2 separate regions of the Homo sapiens genome follow, and region 2 is linked to region 1. A link is a contact called in ENCODE Hi-C or POLR2A ChIA-PET data. All regions are on one chromosome and are shown on one strand. The core of a region is the stretch at or near the end of the contact, and the rest is flanking DNA. Distances in the headings are between cores, read along the strand shown. Region 1 holds the start of EIF4H (eukaryotic translation initiation factor 4H). Region 2 holds the start of YWHAG (tyrosine 3-monooxygenase/tryptophan 5-monooxygenase activation protein gamma).

What was found. A loop is a pair of places that touch in the nucleus more often than their neighbours do. ChIA-PET counts read pairs that join two places held with the same protein, here RNA polymerase II (POLR2A). Pooled maps may share reads with other maps.
Region 2: a pooled map shows a loop between it and region 1 (13-fold over the local background). The contact joins the promoter of YWHAG here to the promoter of EIF4H in region 1. A Hi-C loop is called at or near these places in 5 of 50 pooled maps. POLR2A ChIA-PET finds 5 or more read pairs at or near these places in 2 of 52 experiments (BJ and T-cell).

Annotation. Positions count from the first base shown.
Region 1 is chr7:74,172,612-74,179,943 of GRCh38, reverse strand. It overlaps EIF4H (eukaryotic translation initiation factor 4H), which reads right to left and starts at 5,588. Exons shown (of 7, transcript NM_022170.2): 1 at 5,502-5,588. The coding sequence starts at 5,560. RefSeq lists enhancers at 1-496, 4,523-5,035, 5,036-5,549, 5,531-5,825 and a silencer at 5,328-5,837.
Region 2 is chr7:76,357,154-76,364,258 of GRCh38, reverse strand. YWHAG (tyrosine 3-monooxygenase/tryptophan 5-monooxygenase activation protein gamma) reads left to right here and starts at 5,268. Exons shown (of 2, transcript NM_012479.4): 1 at 5,268-5,537. The coding sequence starts at 5,451. It also overlaps the pseudogene PPIAP81. RefSeq lists silencers at 4,934-5,343, 5,664-5,863, 5,947-6,137 and an enhancer at 5,193-5,839.

The DNA of each region.
Region 1 (7,332 bases), core at 4,339-6,838:
GCACCTGGCCAAAATAACAGTATTTGTTGCCAATGGTAAAATTTAAGCTTTCAAGCAAAAAAGAGTTTCGGAAAACCTGTATCCATCAACATAAGCCTGACAGTCTTTCAATACTCAGAGACTTTTCTAACAGCTATGGTGAATGTGACTTTGATACTGTATAACAAAATGTACCAACATCTGGAACATCTGCATGGCTCTGCCTGGCTCAGTGAACAGGTCCTTTCCAAATCACCAACACCTTACAAATGTATGCACTGGTAAAGGATCCAGTCGGAGTACAAGATAAAGTGACTTTTTTTTTTTTTTTTTGATACAGAGTCTCACCCTGTCGCCCAGGCGGGAGTGCAGTGGCGCAATCTGGGCTCACTGCAAACTCCACCTCCCAGGTTCAAGTGATTCTATGGCTTCAGCCTCCCAAGTAGCTGGGACTACAGGGGCCCACCACCATGCCCAGCTAGTTTTTGTGTTTTTAGTAGAGATGGGGCTTTGCCATGTTAGCCAGGCTGGTCTCAGACTACTGACCTCAGGTAATCCGCCCGCCTTGGCCTCCCAAAGTCCTGGGGTTACAGGAGTGAGCCACCGCGCCCAGCCAAATGATGAACTCTAATGTAAAAGTATGAAGAGTTTATTGATAAGGTTTTAGGTTTCACATTGCAACTAACCTTCATAGAAACTACTGCTTATTGAGTTTTGGTATAGAATCAAATATGAATATCCAGAATTATTTGATTACTCCTCCCATTTCCAACTATTTATCTGTGCAAGGATTGAGCTGCTCCATAAAAGTCAACCAAAGCAACACATTCCAAGAGTGGAGACAGATGCAGGTATGAGAATCCAGCTGTGTTCTATTAAGCCAGACATTTAGAAGGCTCCAAAAATGTGAGTACACAGAAGGCTCCAAAAATGTGAGTATACATGAAAGACAGGAGAAGAATGTGCAGAACAAAGGGAGGTGACGGCCCCCCTAGCCCTGAACTGGAAGGCCATGCTTAACCAGAGACTCATCAACCGTGGAGCAGCCACATACTTGAGCTCCTTCAGAAGGTCCTGATCAAGACGGAAAATCACATAAATCATGACGTGGGGAAACTTCGAAGAACATTCGACTTACACAAAAGAAGTCTTAGACGTACATACAGCTGCCATTAGGTTCTATGAAAATGATGCAATCACACTCATTTCATGCCCGGGTGTGCAGGTCTAATCAGCATGATGTAAAAGCAACCAGGCGACAAATACTCTCCTGAACCTTCCAGGGGAAGCTGGAAGCCAGAGTGTGATCCTGGAAAGACATTCAGAGTCTGCTTTGTACGTTCTAAGCTTCCAGGGAGACTCCTTAAAATTGTGAAGTCTTTCCAGAACACTAAGCTTAATTTTTCTTTTTTTTTTTTTGGAGACAGTCTCTCTCTGTCGCCCAGGCTGGAGGAGTGCAGTGGCATGATCTCAGCTCAATGCAACCTCCGCCTCCCTGGTTCAAGCAATTCTCCTGCCTCAGCCTCCCAAGTAGCTAGGATTACAGGTATGTGCCGCCACACCCGTTTTGTATTTTTAGTAGACATGGGGTTTTGCCACGTTGGTCAGGGTGGTCTCAAACTTCTGGCCACAAGTGATCCGCCTGCTTCGGCCTTCCAAAGTGCTGGGATAACAGGCATGAACCACTGCACCCAGCCACAAAGCTTAATTTCTAATAGAAACATAAATTGAAGGCTGGGTACTGTGGCTCACACAATGAGCCTTGGGAGGCTGAGGCAGGAAGATCCCTTGAGCCCAGGGGTTTGAGACTAGCCTGGGCAACATAGAGACACTCTGTCTCTACAAAAAAATACAAAAATTAGCTGGGCATGGTGGCGCACCCTGTAATCCCAGCTACTTGGGAGGCTGAGGTGGGAGGATGGCTTGAGCCTGGGAAGTCGAGGCTGCACTGAGCTATGATCCTGCCACTGCACTCCAGCCTGGGTGACAGAAGGAGAGCCTATTTCATAAATAAATACATGTTTCTAACTCATATGTGGGGAAAACGAGGCTCAGAGAGGTGAAGAAACTTACTTCAGATCACACAACTAACACATGGCTGAACTGATGAAACTCTGGTCTGCCTTATTCCAAAGCCAGGGCTTTTACATGAACCGTCATGCAGAGACCTCTTAGCAAATCCAAATATTTCTGGTAACACTTTTCATAGAGGATAATGGTTTGGAACTAAGCAATGGAACACTTGGAGTGAAGAAGGATAACAAACCTAAACGACTTGACATTTGACATGTAAACAGCATTTTAAAATAAGCTTTTCAATAGCTTTACAGGCCCTAGCATCAGTGAAAACTAGCTGTAGTTTTTATACACTGCTTTCCTTCCTATTACATACAAATCTTAAAATATGCTCAGAGACAGGAAGTAGAATGGTGGTTGCCAGGGACCTGGGGGAAGGAGGGCAATAGGGAATTACTATTCAAAGGGGACAGGGTTTTAGTTTTACAAGCTGTAAGAGTTAAGGAGCTGGATAGTGGTGATGGTTATACATTACGAATACACTCAATATCCCTGAAATGTATACTGAAAAATGGGTAAAGTGGCACATTTTATGTTATGTATATTTTACCACCATAAAAATTTTGGATAAAAATATGCTCAGAAATTTAGACAGACATGCTAAGTTTAAAGATTCAAAGGTTAGAATTCTAAACTCCTAGGCTGGGCGTGGTAGCTCATGCCTGTAATCCCAACACTTTGGGAGGCTGAGGCGGGAGGATCACTTGAGTCCAAGAGTTCAAGACCAGCCTGGGCAACATAGTGAAACCCATCTCTATTTAAAAAAGAATTCTAAACTCCCTAACTGAATCCTGATAAAGAATAAATTTGGAGTTTTGCCAGTTTTTAGATGGCACCATTTCAGCCACCTCAATTCTTGCCACCTCCAATTTCCACCCTAATTCTCAGGATCGGTGGTTTTCCACTAAGCACTCATAGCTTTGTTGCAATTAGAAATATAAAATCAGTATTACTCTGCACTTTACTGCCAATGGTAGATGAGAAACTGGAACCTCAAAAAGATAATTTAGCAAACTGCAAAACAAAGTCCATTCAAGATCTGGTACAATCAACTCTTGATCATTTGGAATTTTGTTTTGATTTGCTTGCTGAACAATGCAGTCCCTGGTTCTCTCCCTGGCTGCTGGGGACATGCCCTTACAGGCTCGGGGGAAAAAAGCAGTGGTTCAATACTGTTTCCTGACAACTGCACTGGTTATTAAACACAACTACGAAATAAACTTAGGAAGATGTATAACTACCAAACTATGTTTTATGATGATAACTGTTCATTTTAGGCCTACCATTTCTTTCACCTGTGACCCAAGTAATTCAGAGGTGAGATGTACGAGCCTGTCTGAGGCATTTTAGACAAGGGAGAAGGTGCCTACACAAGTACCAAACAATGCAGTGTTAAAACTGCTTTCCATAGGTGGCAATCTTCTATGATGCTTAAGCATTGTAAAGCAGTGACATTTGTTCATGTGGACATAATTAAAATAATTGAGGCCGGGCGCGGTGGCTAATGCCTGTAATCCCAGCACTTTGGGAGGCTGAGGCAGGAGAATCGCTTAAACCCGGGAGGTGGAGGTTGCAGTGAGCCGAGATCACACCATTGCACTCCAGCTTGGGCAACAAGAGTGAAACTCCATCTCAAAAAAAAAAAAAAAGAATACACATGTATAAATGAATATGTAAATTCACCAACAAGTTTTTAAAACTACTTCTGAAAGTAGCAATACTTTATGTAGTTTCACATTAATATGAAGCCAAATAGAAAATTCCAAGTAAGTGAGACATAGAAGATGCTTAACAGTAAAGAGACTTTCTATTAGGAAGTTCAAGTGATGCACAGTGCTACCTAGGAAACTCTCCTATCAGTTTTTGGAGTACACCTGGGGCAAATGGCTAATATTTTCATCTGCTGTGGAGATTTGAAATTAATAGCATCTTAATAGAATTTTACTTCTGATTGTTCCTGGCACCCCCAAATGTCAAAATTTGACACCAGAAGAGCTGGCAAATGTGTCTGAAGGAAATTTTTTTAAATCCCCACACTCAGTTTAATAAGGTCACCTTATTGTAGTCCCAATGCAACTAAAACTTAAATTGACCACGCTGTTTAAGAAGAATTTTTCTGGGTACTTCTGTGAACGTTTTTTGGAACTAGGAAAAAAAAAAAAACCCTAGTTATTAAATTTCGAAATGACTTGAGAACAAATTTGATGTTTAGAAACCTAACCCAAAGGCGATAATTTCATGTCATCCAACATTTACTTCTTTTTTTATTAGCAAATAAAATGTTCTTTGGAATGACAATAGCTCCACCTACACCGGCACACTTCCACGTTACAGTATCATGAACATTAGCTACACTCCTGCCCCGAAACAAGCTTTTGTCTGAGCCGTTCCCAAACCAAGGTATTAAAAGTGATCATTCTTTACCAAACAAAGATACTTTTGGACTGCAACCCAGGAGACTGAACACCTCAGTGTGTATTATTGTGGTGTTATCCTGGGAAAGTAATCCTTTCTGCAAGAAAACACAAAGCCCAAGTGTGTCCTTGACAAACAGCAAGATGTTCATAGCCTATATTCTAACGAGGCAACTTGTATTTAAAAAATAAAATAAAAAAAAGTGCAGAGTCCTGGAATTAAACACCATGAGCTCTCTATTCAAAGATGTTTCTTTTAAGCAAAGTGTTTCAATTATACATAGTTGTCTGCATTTGACAACAATCAGGACGACGCTAAATGCGGTTCCTTCTCCAGATCAGAGCGAGAAACCAAGGAGAAATGAAATTGTGCCAAAGAGCACGTAGCACCTGTCAAGGCACTGTGACCCAAGAAAGATTAATACAAAGAAGCTACGATGGATTTATCTCCTTGGTCTCCCCCCGCCCGCAAGGAGTCGTACCATCCCCGGGCCAGAGCCGCCAAATCCCTGCCTCACACGTAAGGGGAAGGGAATCGCCCCTCTTGGCTGCCGACCTTCCCCAGTCGGCCGGCCTCGTGGCGAAGGGGCCAGGGGCCTGCAAGGCGGGCAGGCAACAGAGGGCCGCGAAAGAGGCCGGGACCGGAGCGGGGCAGGCCGTGTGGCCCGTACCCCAGCGCCACAGCTCAGCCCCGCACTGGTCCTACCGTAGGGGGGATGGGGCTGGAAGCGGGCGCTCGTCTCCGGGCATCGGCGCCGCCGCGGCCAAGGCAGGGCAAAAACCAACACGTTGTCGTTGGCGGGAGGCAGTGGAAGGGATCCGCCCCGCAAGCAAGACCCCGGGAGCCCAGCCGCCGCCGCCCCGTCTCCGAGCGCGCCATTTCCAGGCCCCGGCCCTCCAGGCGCCGCTCCTAGGCCTCCGCGGGCCCCCGCCTCCCGCCGCCCCGGCTGAGCGCAGGACGGCCGCCACCCTGACGGCCCCGACTCCGCCGGTCCCGCAGCCCCCGACGGGGCCCGCGCACGCCCGCCTCACCCTCTGCCGCCGCCGAAGCTGCTGTAGGCCCGATCGTCGTAGGTGTCGAAGTCCGCCATTTGCCGTCTCCGCTCCGAGAGGAACCAGGGTGAGCGAGGAAGGACCCCGCAATATAACTCCCCCCGCCCCGCCGCCGGGGCTGTCCGCCGCGCCGCCTGATCGCAAATCCCTTGGACGCAGGCACGCGCACGCGCGCGCGCGCACGCACGCACGGACGCTGGCCGCGCAGCGCCCGGCCCTGGGCCCACCGGCAGCTGCCTGCCCCGTGCGCTCTGCAGCCCACGTGGTGCGGCGGCGTCCCAGCTGGACGCCTGCCCGGCCTACGCGGCCCATTATGTGCTGGCCCTGGGGTGCGCCCGTGGCTGCCTCCTATCCCCGCCGCACCACGCCCGTGCGCGCCGGCCTTTCCGTCCGTCGGCGGGAGGTGACCTGGAGAGCTGGGGGGAACTCCCTCTCCAGTTCGCCTGGGACGCTGCCTTTCGGCCTCCATACATGGCGGGGACCTCGGAGGCCTGTCCCGCTTGGACCCCCAAGTGGTCCCCGGGTGACACCCAAGTAAAGGCCACCTCCTTCTCCAGGCAGGAGCTGGCCACACGATGAGGATGCCCCGGAAGGGGGTGCGAGGCGGTGGGATGCAGACACGAATCCTGCCTTCCAGGGCTTACTCGCTGCCTGGGTATTGGGGGGTTTTGAGAGGAGAGAGTATAGGTGATCGGTGACTTAGCAAGAGAGACTGCACATCTCGGTTTTTTGCAGAAGTCGTTGCCTTGGAAAAAGAATTGGATACTGTTGTGGATTCCATCATCTAGCAATAACAAAACATGGTTATGCAGTGGGAATTAATTACACGGGTAAATTTCCAGGTTTGTGATTGAGATGGTAGTAATTGTGGATGCCACGATGTTGACAAACCTTAATTATCTAAGCACACTTTGAAAGAACCTCATAGAATTTTGTTGTGATGTGTACCTAGGTATCTTCCGCTTAACCATTACTTTTTATTATGTATTTATTGGTTCGTTGTTGAGACAGGGTCTCGCTCTGTCGCCCAGGCTGGACTGCGGTGGAACAGTGGTAGCTCACGGCAGCCTTGACCTCTTGGGCTCATGCCATCCTGCCGCCTTAGCCTCTGGAGTAGCTAGGACTATAGGCGGGCAGTACCTCGCCTAATTTGCATTTTTTTTTTTTTTTTTTTGAGATGGAGAATCAGGTTGGAGTGCAGTGGCGCAATCTCATCTCACTGCAACCTCCACCTCCTCGGTTCAAGCAATTCTCCTGCCTCTGTCTCCCGAGTAACTGGGGTGACAGACGTGCACCACCACACCCAGTTAATTTTTGTATTTTTAGTAGAGACAGCGTTTCACCATGTTGCCCAGGCTGGTCTTGAACTGAGATCCACCCGCCTTGGCCTCCCAAAGTGCTGGGATTACAGGCATGAGCCACCGTGCCTGGCTCTAATTTGCTTTGTAAAACATTTATTTGTAGAGACAGAGTCTCACTATGTTGCCCAGGTTTGTCTCGATCTACTGGCTTTTAAGTAGTCCTCCTGCCTCTGCCTCCTAAAGTGCTGGAATTACAAGCATGAGCCACTGTGCCCTGCCAACTTTTATATTTGAGTATCTTCTCCTTCATAGCAGTGTTAAGATGGACAGAGCATTATCAATTCATGAGTTAATAGTGTTGAACTCACTTATTCATTTTTCTGTGCCTTTTTCTTCCCAAGTAATAAAACACTTTGCTGCCTGATAGACCTAGATTGAACCTAGGCTCAGTTAACGTCTTACTGGCTGAGTGACCTCGAGGACGTTGCTTAACCGCTTTAACATGCCTG
Region 2 (7,105 bases), core at 4,019-6,518, 2.2 Mb before region 1:
GCAAGAGACAGAAGGAAGTGGGAGGGTTTATTCACCAGCAGGATCGCATTTTGCTGGGTGGTGTGGTAAGAGAAGAGGGTCCGGGCCAGATCTTTTGTTGGAGGAGGGGGAGAAAACTATTTCTAGACTCTCTCCCCACTCAGTCCATCTCCTCCACCTCCTGCCGGTACAGTCTCCCCAAAGCACACTTTCTTCCCTCATTCATTTCTTTCTTTCTTTCTTTCTTTTAGAGACAGGGTCTTGCTCTGTTGCCCAGGCTGGAGTGCAGTGGCGTGATCACTGCTCACTGCAGCCTCCAACTCCTGGGCTCAAGCAATCTTCCTGCCTCAGCCCCCAAATAGCTGTGATGACCATGCCCAGCTAATTTTTAAATTTTTTTTTTTTGTAGAAATGAGGTCTTGCTATGTTGCCCAGGCTAGTCTCGAACTCTTGGCCTCAAGTAATCCTCCTGCCTTGGCCTCCTGAGTAGCTAGGACTACAGCTACATTCATTTCTTGTTTTTCTTTCTTTTTTTTTTCTTTTTTGAGACACAGTCTCACTCTGTCGCCCAGGCTGGAGTGCAATGGCACAATCTTGGCTCACTGCAACCTCCACCTCCTGGGTTCAAGCGATTCTCCTGCCTCAGCCTCCCGAGTAGCTGAAACTACAGGCACACGCCACCACGCTTGGCTAATTTTTGTATTTTTAGTAGAGACAGCATTTCACCATGTTGGCCAGGCTGGTCTCAAACTCCTGACCTCAGGTGATGAGCCCACCTCGGCCTCCCAAACTGCTGGTATTACCGGCGTAAGCCAGTGCACCTGGCCATATTCATTTATTTATTTCCTATTCTCTCTCTATGTACTTATCATGTGCCAGGTACTCTGCTGAGCACTGAGAAGCCAAGGTGAGGATGAAAAAGACAAAACCCAAATCTGATCATTTTCTGCCATTGTTAAAATCTCTTCACAGGCTTCCGATTAATTTCAGAATAGAAATTTAACTCCTGGGGCTGCCATTCAGTGCCCCTCATGTTCTGGCCCCTGACTCTATCCCCAGCCCCTTACCCATCACCCAGACACCAGATACATCAGATTCTTTGCCTATCAATAAATATTTCAGGGGAGATGGGTGTGGTGGTGCATGCCTGTAGTCCCCACTACTCAGGAGGCTGAGGTGGGAGGATCACTTGAGCCCAGGAATTAGAGGCTGCAGTGAGCTATGATCGTGCCACTGTACCCCAGCCTGGGCAACATAGTGAGACCCCCACCTCTAAAAAATAAGTACATAAATAAATAAGTCAGGGAGGAACTTGCCTTTGAGTCTTGCTACCTGTGCCTTTGCCTGCTCTCAAATCCTACACTCATTTAAAGGCTGGGTTGGAAATGTTACCAAACTCCCTGGAGAAGCTTTTCAGAATCTCTTCCTATGCAGCCTGAAAGAAGTTATTTTTTAAACAAAATATTTACAGTGCTTAACACACTCTGAATTCCTTGAGGACAGGGGTCCTCCAGCATCTGGCATAGAGCCTGCAATATTCCCCCATGGAAACTCTTTCATTCCACATTCTCATCCACACTTCATGTTTCCTATTTTATTTTTCACTTCTTATTGATTTTTTTGTTGTTATTTAGTTTTTATTTCATAGTCACAAACTTAACTCTGCAATCCACCCAGACATGGAAGGGAATAAGAAAATCATGGGACTCAAAGGGAACTGTAGCAAGAACACAAAGATGATAGGATACTGGGAGCAAATGGGGTGGATGGATAGGTGCTCTCCTGAGCTACTGAAGGAATGGTCTGGTGGTTAAGATAAAACACAAGTCAAATTTACTAGAGTTGTCCACAGTCAGCAATGGTGATTTTATTTTATTTATTTATTTATTTTTTAGAGGGAGTTTCACTCTTTTTGCCCAAGCTGGAGTGCAATGGTGCAATCTCAGCTCACTGCAACCTCTGCCTCCCAGGTTCCAGCGATTCTCCTGCGTCAGCCTCTGGAGTAGCTGGGACTACAGGCACCTACCACCACGCCCAGCTAATTTTTGTATTTTTAGTAGAGACAGGGGTTTCACCATGTTGGCCAGGCTGGTCTCGAACTCCTGACCTCAAGTGATCTGCCCACCTCGGCCTCCTAAAGTGCTAAGGTTACAGGCGTGAGCCACCGCGCCCGGCCATAGCAATGGTGATCTTCTTGCTGGTCTTGCCATTCCTGGACTCGTAGCGCTCCATGGCCTCCACAATATTCATGCTCGCTTTCACCTTGCCAAAGACCTCCATGCTGGCCATCTAACCACTTAGTCTTGGCAGTGCAGATGAAAAACTGGGAAGCATTTGTGTTGGGTCCAACATCTGCCATGGGCAAGATGCCAGGATCTGTATGCTTCAGGATGAGGTTCTCTTCATCGAATTTCTCCCCATAGATGGACTTGCCACCAGTGCCATTATGGTGTGTAAAGTTACCACCCTGACACATAATCCCTGGAGTAATTCTGTGAAAGTAGGAACCCTTGCCGGGCGTAATGGCTCACACCTGTAATCCCAGCACTTTGGGAGGCTGAGGCGGATGGATCATGAGGTCAGGAGTTCGAGACCAGCCTAACATGGTGAAACACCGTCTCTACTAAAAATACAAAAATTAGCTGGGCGTGGTGGTGCGCGCCTGTAATCCCAGCTACTTAGAAGGCTGAGGCAGGAGAATCGCTTGAACCCGGGAGGCAGAGGTTGCAGTGAGCCAAGACTGCACCACTGCACTCCAGCCTGGGCTACAGAGCGAGACTCTGTCTCAAAAAAAAAAAAAGAAAAAGAAAAGAAAAAAAAAGAGAGAGTAGGAACCCTTATAACCAAATCCTTTCTCTCCAGTGCTCAGAGAACGAAAGTTTTCTGCTGTCTTTACAACACTGTCTGCTAACAGCTCCGATATGTTAACATGGCTTTACAGTTTAGATGAGAGGTCACTTCTTTTTTTTTTTTTTTTTTTGAGACGGAGTCTTTTTCTGTCTCCCAGGCTGGAGTGCACTGGCACAATCTCGGCTCACTGCAAGCTCCGGAGAGGTCACTTGGCTTCTTGGTTTCCATGCCCCTAACCTTGAAGGAGACGCAGCCCAAGGGCTCAATAGTAATGTCAAAGAACACGGTGGGATTGACCATGGCCAGTAGTAGAGTACTCCTGGCAGCAGCAGAGTCTGCAAAGCTCACTTTTTTTTTGTTTTGTTTTTTGATATGGAGTTTCGCTCTTGTTGCCCAGGCTGAAGTGCAATGAAACGATCTCGGCTCACTGCAACCTCCACCTCCCAGGTTCAAGCAATTCTCCTGCCTCAGCCTCCCAAGTAGCTGGGATTACAGGTGCCCACCACCACACCCAGCTAATTTTTGTATTTTTAGTTGAGATGGGGTTTTGCTACGTTAGCCAGGCTGGTCTCGAACTCCTGACCTCAGATGATCCACCCGCTTCGGCCTCCCAAAGTGTTGGGATTACAGGTGTGAGTCACCGTGCCAGGCCAAAGCTCACTTCTTTTTTTTTTTCGAGACGGAGTCTCGCTCTGTCACCCATGCTGGAGTGCAGTAGAGGGATCTCAGCTCACTGCAACCTCCGACTCCCGGGTTCAAGTGATTCTCCTGCCTCAGCCTCCCGAGTAGCTGGGATAACAGGTGGGCACCACCACGCCCAGCTAGTTCTTTTGTATTTTTTGTAGAGACAGGGTTTCACCATGTTGGCCAGGATGGTCTCGATCTCCTGACCTTGTCATCCGCCCGCCTCGGTCTCCCAAAGTGCTGGGATTACAGGTGTGAGTCACCGTGCCCAGCCTTTAAAAAACTTTTTATTTTATTATTTGTTTTTGAAACGGAGTCTTGCTCTGTCGCCAGACTGGAGTGCAGTGGCGCAATCTCAGCTCACTGCAACCTCAAAACTCACTCCTTACTGACTTCTAGCATACTGTACATATCTCACCTATTTTCTTGGGCAGGGATTTTTGTCTGTTTTGTTCACTACTGTACCTCGTGGCTTAGAATAGGGCTTGGAACACAGTAGCTTCTCATAGATAATTGTTGAATACATAAAGTAAATAAAATGTGCAGTCAAAACTATCAGGCCTGCAGGCATGGTGGCTCACATCTGTAATCCCAGCACCTTGGGAGGCCGAGGCGTGAGGATCGCTTGAGCCCAGGAGTTCGAGACCAGCATGGGCAACAAAGCTAGACCCCCGTCTCTACAAAAAAGCAAAACAAAGCAAAAAAACCCATGCTATCTGCAAGCTATGTGGAATAATATGAACGAGAATATATCAGCGTGACCTCAGTAGGTATGTATGTCTTAGGAGGGGAGAGAAGGGCTGGACAACCAAGCCCTAGACGCAGCCCAGTTAGATGTGGAGTAGGCTCCTGGTAGCTGAACTCAATCTTTAGCACTCCACCCTGGAGAGGAAGAAGGGGTTCTCCAGGGTCAGCCAGCAGACAGCTGCATCCTTTCTGGAAATCAACCACTGTGGCCAGCCGGTATTTGTCGTTCGTCCATGTTTTCACCTATTCAGGCCCAAGAGCCTCAAGGTGGGGTGGGGGGTTTAATGGAAGCTCGTAGGGGGTGGAGGTGACAGTCCCCAGGGTCTGGCCCCTTAATTCGGCCATCCCGCGGGCAGGCACCACACTGAGAGTCTGGATCTACAATGGACGCGCCTCCTGTCCTTCCCCCACCACGACCTGCTACGTGATCTCGGAAACAGGGTCTAGGACTGAGGCCCCTGCCCCCTCCTCTCGTAATTTCCCGGAGAATATGGGGCGGGGCGGTGAATCAGCACTCGCAGGGACTGATGCAGCCCTGATCCCCGCCAGGGGTCCCCAGCGGCCTCGGGATTCGAAGCACCCCCCCCCGTCCTCCTGCGCCTGCGCGCTATGTCCGCTGGGAGTTGTAGTCTTGACCGCCCCTTTGTCCTTGGTCTCCTCAGCGCCTCAGTGCACTGCAGGTTACACTACAACTCCCAGGGGCCCATGCGTCCGAGGGCTGGCGGGGCGGGAGGCTCAAGGGGGAGGCGTAAGGGGGCGACTGGAGAAGCTGGGGTGAGGGAACTGGGGAGTGAAGTGAAAAAAGGGGAGAGTGGGGGCGCAGTGGGAAAGGACGGGGTGCCCGGAAGACGCGCAGTGAGCCCAGCTGGGGAGCGGGGAGTTCTAGCCGCGGCCGGGCTCGGGCGGGGCATGGGCGGGGCTTGCGGACGGGTGGGCGGGGCCTGCCTTCGTCATGCGGCGTGGGCGGGGCCGCAGGGGGTTGTCCGTCAGTGGCACGCACAGCAGCCGCAGCCGCCTCGCGCCCGGTCCCGCGGTCGCAGCTCCAGCCGCCTCCTCCGCGCAGCCGCCGCCTCAGCTGCTCGCTCTGTGGGTCGGTCCTCTCCGGCACTTGGGCTCCAGTCGCGCCCTCCAAGCCCTTCAGGCCGCCCCAGTGTCCTCCTCCTTCTCCGGCCAGACCCAGCCCCGCGAAGATGGTGGACCGCGAGCAACTGGTGCAGAAAGCCCGGCTGGCCGAGCAGGCGGAGCGCTACGACGACATGGCCGCGGCCATGAAGAACGTGAGTGTCTCCTCCCCTCCCCCGCCGCTCCCTGCCCCTCCGAAGACGCGGTCCTTGGCGTGGAAGGCCCGGGGCTTCGTCGCCCTGTCGCGATGGCGGGTTGACCGCCCCGTCTCGCTCACTGAGGGGGGCTGGGGAGGGTCCCGAGAGGCGACGGGAACCCGGGCTGTGACGCGGCCTCTTTTCGGAGTCCCCGTGGCCCCGCGGCGCTGCCATTCAGGCCCGGCGCGGGCGCGGGCCGGGGCGAGGTCCCGCGGGGCTGGACTTGGGAGCGGGGTCTCCGGCCCCCGCGGCTCTAGGGGTGCAGGGGACCCGAGCGGGGAGGCGTGCGCATCCTTTGTGCCCCACTTCCCCCCTCCTCCTAGCCTGGGCGTGGGGGCGGGGGACCGCATGGATGCGGTTCCTCTTTCTCTCCCTGGTGTCTGGGCGGCGCCTTTCCCATTCACTCAGCAGGTCTCCCGGTTTTCCACCTCCCCAGCCCCCCCAGAATCTTCCCCACTGTCTGTCCCGACACATCCCTGAGAATCTTCCCAGAAACATTGTATAGGGTCTCTTGAAAACCTGAGCTCCGTGGTGCAAAATCGAAACCACCTTGCTCACGTTTTTCTTAACAAAAGGCTCTTCTTTCTCCATTCGCCCAAAGCAAGTCCTCCGGCTTTTAGGAAGGGAGAACGTTTGTCTCGCTAGCGTTTTCATTGATCATTCTCAACATGTCATCTCCATTTTATTCCCTAATGTTTTTGTATTGAAAAGGGTAGGTATTGCCTGTAAAATTAAAAGGTGGTGAATGTAGCTGACTGGTTCGATTCGTGTGACATATGCCGTTTCTTTTTTGAATACAGGCACGCGTCTGTTGAAATTCCTATAAGTTGGGGGAAAAAATATTCTGTCTGATCTGATAGTGCAAACAAAGCCGTGGTGAGAGGCAGTATCAAGTCATTCCAGAAGATTCTGCATTTGTCATATTGCAGAGAGCCTAGACTGGGTGGAGGCTGGGAGGAGTTATTTTAAAGGGGAAAAAGTCTTTTTAAAAATTTTTGGTTGTTAGATGCATCTGAGGCTTTTTTTTGTTTAAGCGAGTACATCTTCATGCTGATGAAAAGAGAATACCGATCGCCAGTTGTCGCATTTTGTCTGGGTTGCAGATTCATCCCTGTATTGCACCATTTTGTCAGTAACACCACATTTATCTAATGGGCTGTCAACCAGTTTGATATTAGAGGAGGGGGAAGTATTGAGCATTATGAAATGAAAGGTAGAAAATTAATCTAATGATTTCGGGCCCCCACTATCTTAATATTTAATTTCCTGCCTTATGTAACAAAGATTTTCAAATTCATCTCCATTGTGAAGTGGATGCTGGAGTGTACCTTGCGTGTTACATCTTTTAAATGAAGCATTATTGATATTACAGATCAATTCTTGAATAAATTTACTGGTTCTCAAAAGAGGACAATGCTGATACCTTTATATTTAAAGCAGCTATGTTAACAAAGAAAGGTTTTTGTCTTATTGAAGAGAACTGATTCTGAAATTCGGAATACTGCTGTGGCCACAGTTGCTGTCTT